2 separate regions of the Homo sapiens genome follow, and region 1 is linked to region 2. A link is a loop called in an ENCODE intact Hi-C map of the cell type or tissue named here. Cell type or tissue: IMR-90. All regions are shown on one strand. Each heading gives the region's core, and the rest is flanking DNA. Links, peaks and the distances in the headings are about the cores only.

Region 1 (5,387 bases), core at 151-5,150, 590 kb after region 2:
AATCGCTTGAACTCAGGAGGCGGAGGATGCGATGAGCAGAGATTGTGCCACTGCACTCCAACCTGGGCGACAGAGTGAGACTCCATCTCAAAAATAAACAAATAAAAGATGAAATCATAGAAATGCAAATTAACACCATAATAAGATGCAATTTCATAATTAGCAGATTGACAATAATTTAAAAGTCCAAGAACACAAAGTGCTGGTTGGGTCACAGAGCAACAGGAACTCTTACATACCACTAGCAGGAATATAAAGAGATACGAGCACTGTGGAAGCAGTTAGGCAGCATTTCCTAAATTGAACATGCATCCTACAACCTAGTAATTCCACTCCTAGAAAAATCCCTACAGGACACCAGGACACATGCCTAACATTTTTTATAATAGCCAAGAAGTAGACACAGCCCAATTGTCATTACATGGAGGGAATAGATCTAAATATTCATCAAGAAGAGAATGGACAGATAAATTGCAGTACTTTACATGACAGGGTATCTTATGACTGAGAAAATGAGTGAAGATATCAACATGAATGAATTTTAGAAACCATTCTTACAAAGTTTAAAAATGAAAAACTAAATAATATGTTATTTAGGACCCAATTATTTGTAGTAAAACTTGAAATAAAAGGAATAAATTATAAACAAAATTTAGAGTAGCAATTACTTCTTGGGAGAGGCAGATAAATGGTATGGGGAAGAAGTCTCAGGGGACTCAAAAACATTAGTAATGCCCCCTGTCTTGAGTTGTTTTGTGCATCACAGATGGATTTTTTTGTTATTATTCTTCATTGCTTCCACAGGATGAAGATATACATATAATATATAATTAATATGTTATTATGTATGTCAATTGTAAAGTATATAACTGTATGTAATATATGACATAATTAATACTAATACACAATATGTTAATTTATATAGTATACACTAATTATATACAGTATATTAGTATTAATTATGTAGTATATTATATAGTCACCCTGAGTGGTGGGGTTCTACATTGTAATTTTCTACATTTCCCATGAGCCGGGCATGGTGGCTCACACTTGTAATCCTAGCACTTTGGGAGGCTGAAGTGGCCAGATCACTTGAGGTCAGGAGTTTGAGACCAGCATGGCCAACATGGCAAAACCCCAACTCTACTAAAAATACAAAAAATTAGCTGGGCATGGTGATGCACACCTGTAATCCCAGCTACTCAGGAGGCCGAAGCAGCAGAATTGCTTGAACCTGGGAGGCAAAGTTGCAGTGAGCCGAGATCGAGCCACTGCACTCCAGCCTGCATGACAGAGCACAACTCTGTCTCAAAATAATAATAATAATAAAATTATTACCTACGTTTCCCTAATTGCTTTAATATTAATGCAGTACTTTCATGATCAAAAGATGGTGATTTTTTATAATGTCTAGAATGTTTGCACAGTTTTTTGAAATTTGATCTGAACCTTCTGTCTAGTTTCGTGCTGTGGGAGGGCTAATCTCTAAAGATATGACATTGCTATCTAGTTGACAAGTAGGTGTCAAAACGCTAATGCACAAATTTCAACTATGCCAACATTGCTTTTATTTATTTATTTATTTAATTTCTTTAGTCAGAGTCTCGCTCTGTGGCCCAGGCTGGAGTGCAGCGGCACAATCTCAGCTCACCGCAACCTCCACCTCCTGTGTTCAAGCGATTCCCCCTGCCTCAGCCTCCCGAATAGCTGGGATTACAGGCATGTGCCACCATGCCCGGCTAATTTTTGTATTTTTGGTAGAGACAGGGTTTCACCATGTTGTCCTGGCTGCTCCCGAACTCCTGACCTCATGTGATCCACCTGCTTCGGCCTCCCAAAGTGCTGGGATTACAGGCATGAGCTACCATGCCCAGCCACTAACATTGCCTTTAAACATTCAGTATTCCTTAGTCAGTATTACTTCCTTCCTATCTTTTGAAGATATACTTCCCATGTTTATCCTTAACATTTCCCACGTCTCTAAGGGTCCCTTGAACTCTGAAATTCAGTAACTCAGAAGTCTTGAATGAAAACTAAGATTCTTTTTTCCCCCCAGCCCTTTAGCAACATCTAGTGGGTATTTAGAGACAGGACAAGACAAACTTTTTCCTACATAAGGATCAACCATATAGATGGCAAATTTGACTTAGCAAAAAAAAAGCCATAAGTCTTCAAACAAAATCTCTCCTGTGATTAATTTGTTACATGCATGGGTGTGTATGTAGACACTTAAGATAAAGTACAGCCAGCATTTCCTCATTTAGCCTGCTATAAACATAGACAAGAGTTGTTACTACATTACATAATGGGCATTATCACGAAGAACCTCAGGAAAGATCTGAAGCAAGAGTACCAGCACAGTGTGAAAACCTCCAAAAGCAAAAAGGAAGAATTTGCGTAGAATGGCATCTTTCAGAAACAGAAGTCTCTAGGCATAGAAGCAGAGAGTAACAGAGGAGAGAGAGCAGGAGTGGTGGGCTAGGGAGGGAGCAAAAGAAGAAAAGAATAAAGCAAAATCATTGGGACAGATAGATTTATAGAATCCAGAGTTCTTATCCTAAGATAACTGCAGCTCAGTCATTGCTCGCCTAACCAAAAGTAGGTTTCCCTTCATCATTCAAGCCTGCTCCCCCAAAGATCTTTGCCATCTTTCCCTTTGACTTGCTGCATTACCTATCTCATCTCACTTTCACTGGAGGTTCTGATCCTAGGTAGATGATGGCTGATAGCTGATGACTGAGAGAAAGAAGCTCCTAACTTCTGTCTGTAGAAGTAGATAAAGAAACTATGACTGCAACCTCTCTTATTCCCACCAAAACTTGAGTCCTAACAAAAGCAGCCCTTTTCCTAGAAAGCTGGTAACACATTCCTAAAATTAGTTAGCATTCTGACCTTTACAACATAGGTGGAGACTCTCTCAACATTATCCAGTTATAAGAAGGGGATGGCCTGAGAGTCAGGCATCCTGGGCTCTTTAGCCTCATTACTTTTTAACCCTATTAGCATAGACACTTTAATCTCTCTGTGCCTCAATTTCTCTATCTACAAATTAGATATGATTAATCATTTCCTTGCAATTTTCATGGGCAGTTCTCCATGATCAATTAACATTTATGAAAATGTTTTCCCCATAGAAGAAAATCCAGGAAACCTAGGTAATAGTATTAGCATTCCCATGCACACCTATGAAACAAATACCTGTTTATGGCTATCAACATGTGGTGCTGGGCTGAGATCCACACAAGTTAGGTAAACCCAGTCTTGCAATCTAGGACTATGTTGTTCCAATTTGGCTTATGACAGGAGAACATAGAACATTACTGAGGAATTTTTGAGGCAGTATGTTGGGGAGTCAGCAAATGTGAGTTAGGGGAAGGGAGGACTTGTCCTATCAGATATTAAAATATATTTTAAAGCTCTGTTGGTTAAAATATCATGATATACTGGATCAGTGGTAGACAGATAGCTCACTGAAAGGTAATGGGGACCCCGTAAACAGATCTATGCATGTATGAAAATGCTTGGCAATGTAGATCAATAGGGAAAGTAGGAAATATTTAAGACACAATGTTGGAACCATTAGTTATTTGTGTATGAAAAATTGATTCTGGATCCATACCTCAAACTGACACAAACTCAATTCCAGATGGGTCAATGAAAAAGCCAAATTTTTAAAAATTTGGAAGAAAATACAAAATATCTTTATATAATCGCAAGATAGAGAAGGTTCATAAACAAGACACAAAAAACAAAATTCATGAAGAAATGATTGATAAACTTTGCTCCATAGAAATTAAGAATTGTGTTATTTGTTATTGTTGTTGTTGTTTGAGATGGAGTCTCTCTCTGTCACCTAGGCTGGAGTGCAATGGCATGATCTCACTGCAGCCTGTGTCCACTGAGTTCCAGCAATTCTCGTGCCTCAGCCTCCCAAGTAGCTGGGATTACAGGCGTGTGCCACCACACCCAGCTAATTTTTGTATTTTTAGTAGAGACAGGGTTTTGCCATGTTGACCAGGCTGGTTTCAAACTCCTGACCTCAAGTGATCCGCCCACCTCCGTCTCCCAAATTTCTGGGATTACAGGAGTGAGCCACCACGCCCAGCAAGAATTGTGTTCTTTGAAAAGGCAAGGAGAGAGTAAAAAGGGCAATGCATAAACCGGCAGAAAATATTGCAGGACATATGACCAGGAAATTAATATTTAGGTTATATAAAGAACTCTTCTAAATCAGTAAGAAATCAAACAATCCAATAAAAAAATGGGCAAAGATTATGAACAGGCATTTCTCACAAGAGGAAGTATGAATAGTGGGTAAATACACGAGAGGGTGTTCAACTTTATTTTCAATGAGTAAAATGTAAATTGAAATTAAAAGTAACATCATTCCACATTTACATATACCTAGATATATTCCCTTGGAAGCTTTTACACAGGCACATTAGGAGACAAGTTCAGTATATTCACCAGAGCCTTTTTTATTAAAAAAAAAGTGGAAAAAAGTGTATTAACAGAAGAATAAATAATAAATTGTGATATGTTAATATAATACAACAGCTAAAATAAATGAACTACAGTTGTATCAATATAAGTGACTTGAAAACATAAAGTTCAGCCAAAAGGAAGGTATGGAAGAACATACCCATTTATATAACCTTCAGAAAAAAAAAAGACAGAGCTACTCAAAATATATTGCCTAGGCTGGGAGCCACCGGTGGCTCACACCTATAATCCCAGCACTTTGGGAGGCCAAGGCAGGCAGATCACCTGAGGTCAGGAGTTCGAGACCAGCCTGGCCAACATAGTGAAACCCCATCTCTACTAAAAATACAAAAATTAGCCAGGCACAGTGGTGCACACCTGTAATCCCAGCTACTTGGGAGACTGAGGCATGAGAACACTTGAACCCGGGAGGCAGAGGTTGTAGTGAGCCAAGATTGCACTGGTGCACCCCAGCCCAGGCGACAGAGTGAGATCTTGTCTCAAAAAAAAAAAAAATTATACACATATATAGGCTAAAAAATACATAGATTGTGGTAATATAATAGAGAAAAACAAGGTGATAGCAGTGACAGTAGCACAGTTTTTCAGTCTCTACATAAAAACAGAGAAAGTAGATGTTAAAACCAAAAACTCATTGGCAACATTTGCAACACAGCCAGGTGACAAGGTCTCTCTACAAACCTCAAAACACAAGTTGGTGAAGATAGGCACAACCACAGACCTGTCTGGTCTCAGGGTGTATGTAGGGGGAAAAAGAGGAAAACAATGGAATTTCTAGTAGCCCTGAGAACAGGAAAGCTATAAAATAGCCAAGAAATATTCACTGGACAGAATGGTGGGCCAATTTCAGAACAGCTGCTAAACTAAGATGAGTATTGTCCAAT
Region 2 (5,387 bases), core at 279-5,278:
CTAGTCTTGCATAAATCCATGGACTGATTGAGAACCTCTCTTCCTGTTTGGTGCACTTTCCTCTGATTGATCCCCACCCTTCACCTATTTTACATATACCTACACTTCCCTAACTGGTTTTTTTTGTACACTCTCATGCCCACCTGTGAGTGGTGCCTTTGTTTTAGCCTCTTTTTTTTTTTTGCCTACTCACAAACCAGTCAGTACACACTCCCTATTCTGAGCCCATAAAAGCCCTGGACTCAGCCACACTGAGAGAAACCATCAACTTCAGGCGGGGGACCACCCTCACGTCCCCTCTCTGCTGAGAGCTATTTTATTGCTCAATAAAATTATTCTCCACCCTCCTCGCCCTTCAATTGTCAGCCCAATTTCATTCTTCTCAGAGGTGAAACAAGAACCCAAGACCCACCAAATGCGAATACACAGAAGGCTGTACTACTGTGGCCCTCTGCCCTCCGCCAGTGAAGCGCAGCTGCCTCATGTAACAGGAAGTAGCAGCAGGGCCAAGCCAGCCCCCAGAGCTGCCAGCCAGGGTGGGGCAAGATGCTAACAGAACTGTTAACATGCTGTCAGTCAGGCTGTGGATGGCAAGACTAAAAGAGCTAATTAGCACTCTGTAACACCCCCTCTGGGACTTTGGGGTCATGGGTGCACCTGCCCGGGCGCCACTGCATTCCTCTTGTTTAGATGCTGGAGTCCACTGTGGGAGTGGTTTGCAACACGCCTGGTCCAGCCACAAGACCCACACAGAGCCTGCTCCTGTGCTGCTTGGAACAATTGGCTGGACCCCGCACTTGCTCGCTCACACACCCCCTCCCACCAGGGGCCAAGCACATAGTCACGGTGGCTGCAGGATCTGTACCAGAATGCAGGCCGGGTGCAGCCCAGGAGGCCAAGTGGACAGAGCATCTCTGCAGCAATCCCAGGTCCCAGCAAGGCTGGCAGGAAGTCTCCTGACAGGAAGTCTTCAGCCAGCAAAGTGACCGAGAAAAGTCCTATATCAGTATTATTGTTATCCTCAAGGGATAGGGTGGTACACAGAAAGACTGATGGTAAAAAAACAACTACAGTAAGGGACAACAATGCCACAAGAGTACTGGCAACAAAGTGTTCCAAGACCCATAAAAATAATAATCGTCTCCTCATTAATCTTATGTATTCATCAGACCTTACGTCCACTGAACCCTTGAGTACTGGAAACAACCCAAAGGTCCATCAACTAGTAAATGGATAAACAAATTCCACACCCTGAGTACTACTCAGCAATAACAGGAATAAACTGTGGATACGCACTACAACCTGGATGAATCTCAAAATAATTATGCTGAGTAAAAGAAACCAGACAAAAAAAAAAGCCATATGGTACATTTGTATACAATTCTAGAAAATGCAAACTAACCTGTAGTGACAGAAAGCAGATCAGTACTTGTCTGGATGGAAGGTAGGGCCAGGGGCAGGGAGGGGAGAGAAGGGTGAAGCGGGGAGATTGCAAAAGGGCCTGAAGAAACAAGGGGAGTGATGGGTATGTCCAATATCTGATTGTGGCAATGGTTCCACCGCCATGTATCTAAAACTTACCAAATTGTATACTTTAAATATAGGCAATTTATTGTATGTCAATCACACTCAGTAAAACTGTAAAAATAAATTTTATCTTATACTTGCTGATTCTTTTCTAATAGATCTGGGCCAAAACTCAAACACTGATATTTTTTTCAAAGCTCTCAAGATGAGCCTGATGCACAGTGAGGTTAAAAATCCCAGGTCCCATGATACCTGAGATGCTTCCTGGGTGTCCGATTCTGTCTGTCTGCAATGGGAGGACTCCTTGGTGAATGCTAGGAAAGTATTCTCCTCACATGGAGACCGGCGCCTTGGTGAGAATAGGTGGCGGCCACTCGTTTGCTGTTGGTTATTCCTGCTTCTGTGCCTCACACTGGAATTTGGGCTGATGAGGTCTGTGTGCTTTGTTCCTGCAAAGCTTGCAGTCTGATCCAGGCTTCTGCTATCCCGATATATGTGATGCTTGTTCTCAGGCAATAGCCCCCACCCTGACCCCTCTCTAGCGTCATGACTTTGTGAACTGTCAAAGTGGTCACCACATGCCCCTCATCCATCTCCCTGCCTGTGGTACACACTGCGAGCCCTTCAGGGAATGTACTCCTTGCTCCAATAGGGCAGCCCTCCAGGGAAGCCCAGTGTCCCCTCAGCTAACCAGCATATCTTCAACAAAAAAGCAGTTATTTTTCCACTTGCCTCTGGAGGCTTCCAGCTGAGCTTTCTGGTCCTTTGCACACTGCACAGCTCTTCGTGCCAATATTGCCCAGAGCACTTCCACCAGTGCCAGCTGCCTGCCTGTAAGTCCTGGTGAGAAGTGAGCCCTCACTCCATGCCCCAGAGTCAGATCCACAGCCTCTGAAGCTATAGACCACACTGAATGCCTCTGACAGAGAGCAGAACCAAATTCCAATCCCTAGCCCCCAAGAACATTCTCTCTCACGAAGACAAACTCCCCACCTCTCTCTAGACTTCTTTAAAAGGGAGGAGAGGGCAGGCTGACATGCCAACTGACAGCAATGCCCTCTTAGCAAACCCTGCACTGGGTAGCTAGTGCCATTTCTGCTTCCCTGAGAGATGTCCTGTCACACCTCCTTGTTCATATCCACACGTCAAATTAAGTCCTTTGTCTATTACATTTCCCAGTCCCCTCCCGGTTCAGCTTTCTCCATCATCTCATATACAAGACAAATCGTAGAGAGTGGAAGGAAGGTTAAGAAGGACTATTTTTAAGAGGGGTAGGAGACATGCAGTTGCCAACATGAACTTTGCCCCCAGTCTGGAGACTTTGGATTTAGAAACCTTAGAAGGTTTGCTTCTTGTGGCATCAGAGCAGCCTTTGGTCACCAAAATGTTTCCAGATGGATTCAGATTTTTTTTTCTTAGCATCTTGGTACTTGGTCTGCATTAACAGATCAAATGAATACCCAAATTATATAAATAGTATTCATTAATAGAAAAGGTAGAGAATTGGGGAACAAGATAGTGTGGATTCCCACCAGATGGCACTGTTTAATAGATAAGGAAGAGAAAGTTGTTTTTGTGGCTAATTTTAGCAAAGCAGGGAGAAATGCTTGCCAGTTGCCAGAGCAGATTTAACTCCAAGCCGTCTTCTTGCCCTTCTGGACAGGCCAGTTTAGCTCCCCCTTGCCAGATGGCACTCAATCTCAGTTTTCATAATTGCAGTGACAGAATTCACAAATATTTCGGGTTGCTTATGGATATGTCATGAGAGTAGAAAAATGTGATCATCTAATTTCAGGAGCTCCGTCCCTGCCACAGAATGTTCCCACTTCTGCAGGAGTTAGGCAGCTTTGCTTGCTTGTCTGCCCAGGTCCTAGGCTGTCCACCCACCTCAACAAATTGTATCACTGTCCATGGGGATGCTGAAGTGGCTCACTAGGCATCCATCCATCTCCCCTCCTCCCAGTGTGTCCTCCGGTAGAACAGAGGCTGGCAACTACACTTCCCAGACTCCCTTGCTGCTGGGGTTCCATGTTCTTTAGTTTCTGCTCATTAGATGTGATTGCATGAGCCTTGAATTCAGAAGTGAGTTAGGTGGAGACTGAGACAGGGCATGACGTATCCCTTTGCTGTGTAGACTGGAGCTGAAATGGTGTAATTCTAGAGTTAGCACCTATAGCAGAGGCTTCTCCATCCGGCATGCAGCTTCCTGGTCATGACAAGAGCAGTTACTCAAGAAATTTCAGCCAAGAGCCAAGTTCTTCAGCTCTCACAAGGATTCTGTGAGCCACTCGATACTCTGTAATTAGTTAATTCCTCCTAAAGCTAGCTGGAGTGGATTCTGTTCTGTCAATCTACAATAATCAAAAGGGTCAGAATTTAGTTATACTCAAAGTGTGAGGATGAACCACCCAGAAACACCAACTCCAAAGGAATGGAGTTGGCATTCAGAAGCAGGGAAGTAAATATTTCATTTGTATAGGTGGGAACAGAGGAATTTTTAGCAGAATTACAACATTATTATTCATGTGAGTCTGGCACATTCTTATAGCAATTTAATTGGCTATAGGCCATGTTTCTTTTTGAGAAGGGTACATTTGACATTTTTTAACAGAGGGTGTAATAATCATTGGTTGTTTGTCATTTGGTCTAAACAAACTAGAACAAAGGGGAAGTTAAATCTATAACAAGAGTCCAAGGTCATCAATTAAGAAGAAAGGAGGTTTTCAGCCAGGCGTGGTGGCTCAAGCCTGTAATCCCGGCACTTTGGGAGGCCGAGGCGGGCAGATCACAAGGTCAGGAGATCGAGACCATCCTGGCTAACATGGTGAAACCCCGTCTCTACTAAAAATACGAAAAAATTAGCCAGGTATGGTGGCAGGCGCCTGTCGTCCCAGCTGCTCAGGAGGCTGAGGCAGGAGAATGGCGTGAACCCGGGAGGCGGAGCTTGCAGTGAGCTGAGATTGCGCCACTGCACTCCAGTCTGGGAGACAGAGCAAGACTCTGTCTCAGAAAAAAAAAAAAAAAAGAAGAAGAAGAAAGGAGGTTTTTATCTCAGATGCCATTTATTTATCTCTAGTCATTATACAGAATGAGAAAAATAAGAAAGTAAGCTAATCTATAATCTGAGAACAGAAGTTGTAAGCATATGTGATGCGGATCACAGTCACATCTCTGTCAAGGCTTAAGGCATTTTTGGAGGTTCCAAAAAGCTTCTAAATTTTATTTATTTTCTCAGTTCTCTGTAACTAAGCATTGAATGACTGATAGATTATCTACCTGTAAGTCTGAGCTAGAAATCTGATAAATTTCCTAAATTCCTCTTTTCCTCATTTCCCATAGCTAGCTGATCCACAGATATTGTGAGGATATTATCTAAATAAGTTGTGGTAAAGAAAAAATTATTTGGACACCTGTCAAAATGATAAGGAAGCCTTTATTCAGGACTATTCCAATAGGTGTCAAGACTATTGCAACATGGGAGTCAGATCAGGCTGAACTCTGAATATTGCAAAGACAGCTGGAAATTTATAAGCAACCAGCAGAGTGAGGGGGTCAGTGGATGGCAATTTATTAAAAGGAACCATCAAAGGTAAGAGGATTCCTGCTGAAGGCAGGCCAGGGTGATCAGACATCAAGGATGGGGATGAGAAATTTAATCAGGTATCGAGAGCAATTAAATATCAACAGTGGGGGATTCTTACTAAACTAATTATCTGGATTCTTGCTAGAACTGGGCTATGGAGGTCCAGGGAGAATGGGGGCCAAAGTCGAAGTCTAGTCCAGAAGAGGCTTAGTCAGGTCTCAGAGCCTGACTAAAGTTTGGTCAAGAGAGGGTCTTTGTCAGTTGATACATAAAAAAG

The links. A loop is a pair of places that touch in the nucleus more often than their neighbours do. Peaks named below come from ENCODE experiments on the same cell type or tissue, not always from the same donor. Only the 100,000 strongest peaks of a DNase experiment are listed, where the experiment ranks them.
Region 1: a loop joins it to region 2, with 12 times the contacts of the local background. A loop is called at or near these places in 18 of 110 quality-filtered maps.

The regions. Positions count from the first base shown.
Region 1 is chr5:75,263,776-75,269,162 of GRCh38, forward strand. No RefSeq gene overlaps it. Among named protein-coding and RNA genes, the nearest start is that of ANKRD31, 30 kb to the left of the region's middle. In IMR-90, for the core only: a CTCF peak has its summit at 2,070 (motif pointing left); no DNase peak of the experiment used is centred there.
Region 2 is chr5:74,670,070-74,675,456 of GRCh38, forward strand. It overlaps a transcript of HEXB not described here. Among named protein-coding and RNA genes, the nearest start is that of HEXB, 12 kb to the right of the region's middle. In IMR-90, for the core only: a CTCF peak has its summit at 3,063 (motif pointing right); a DNase peak (open chromatin) is centred at 3,092; H3K27me3 peaks cover 274 bases.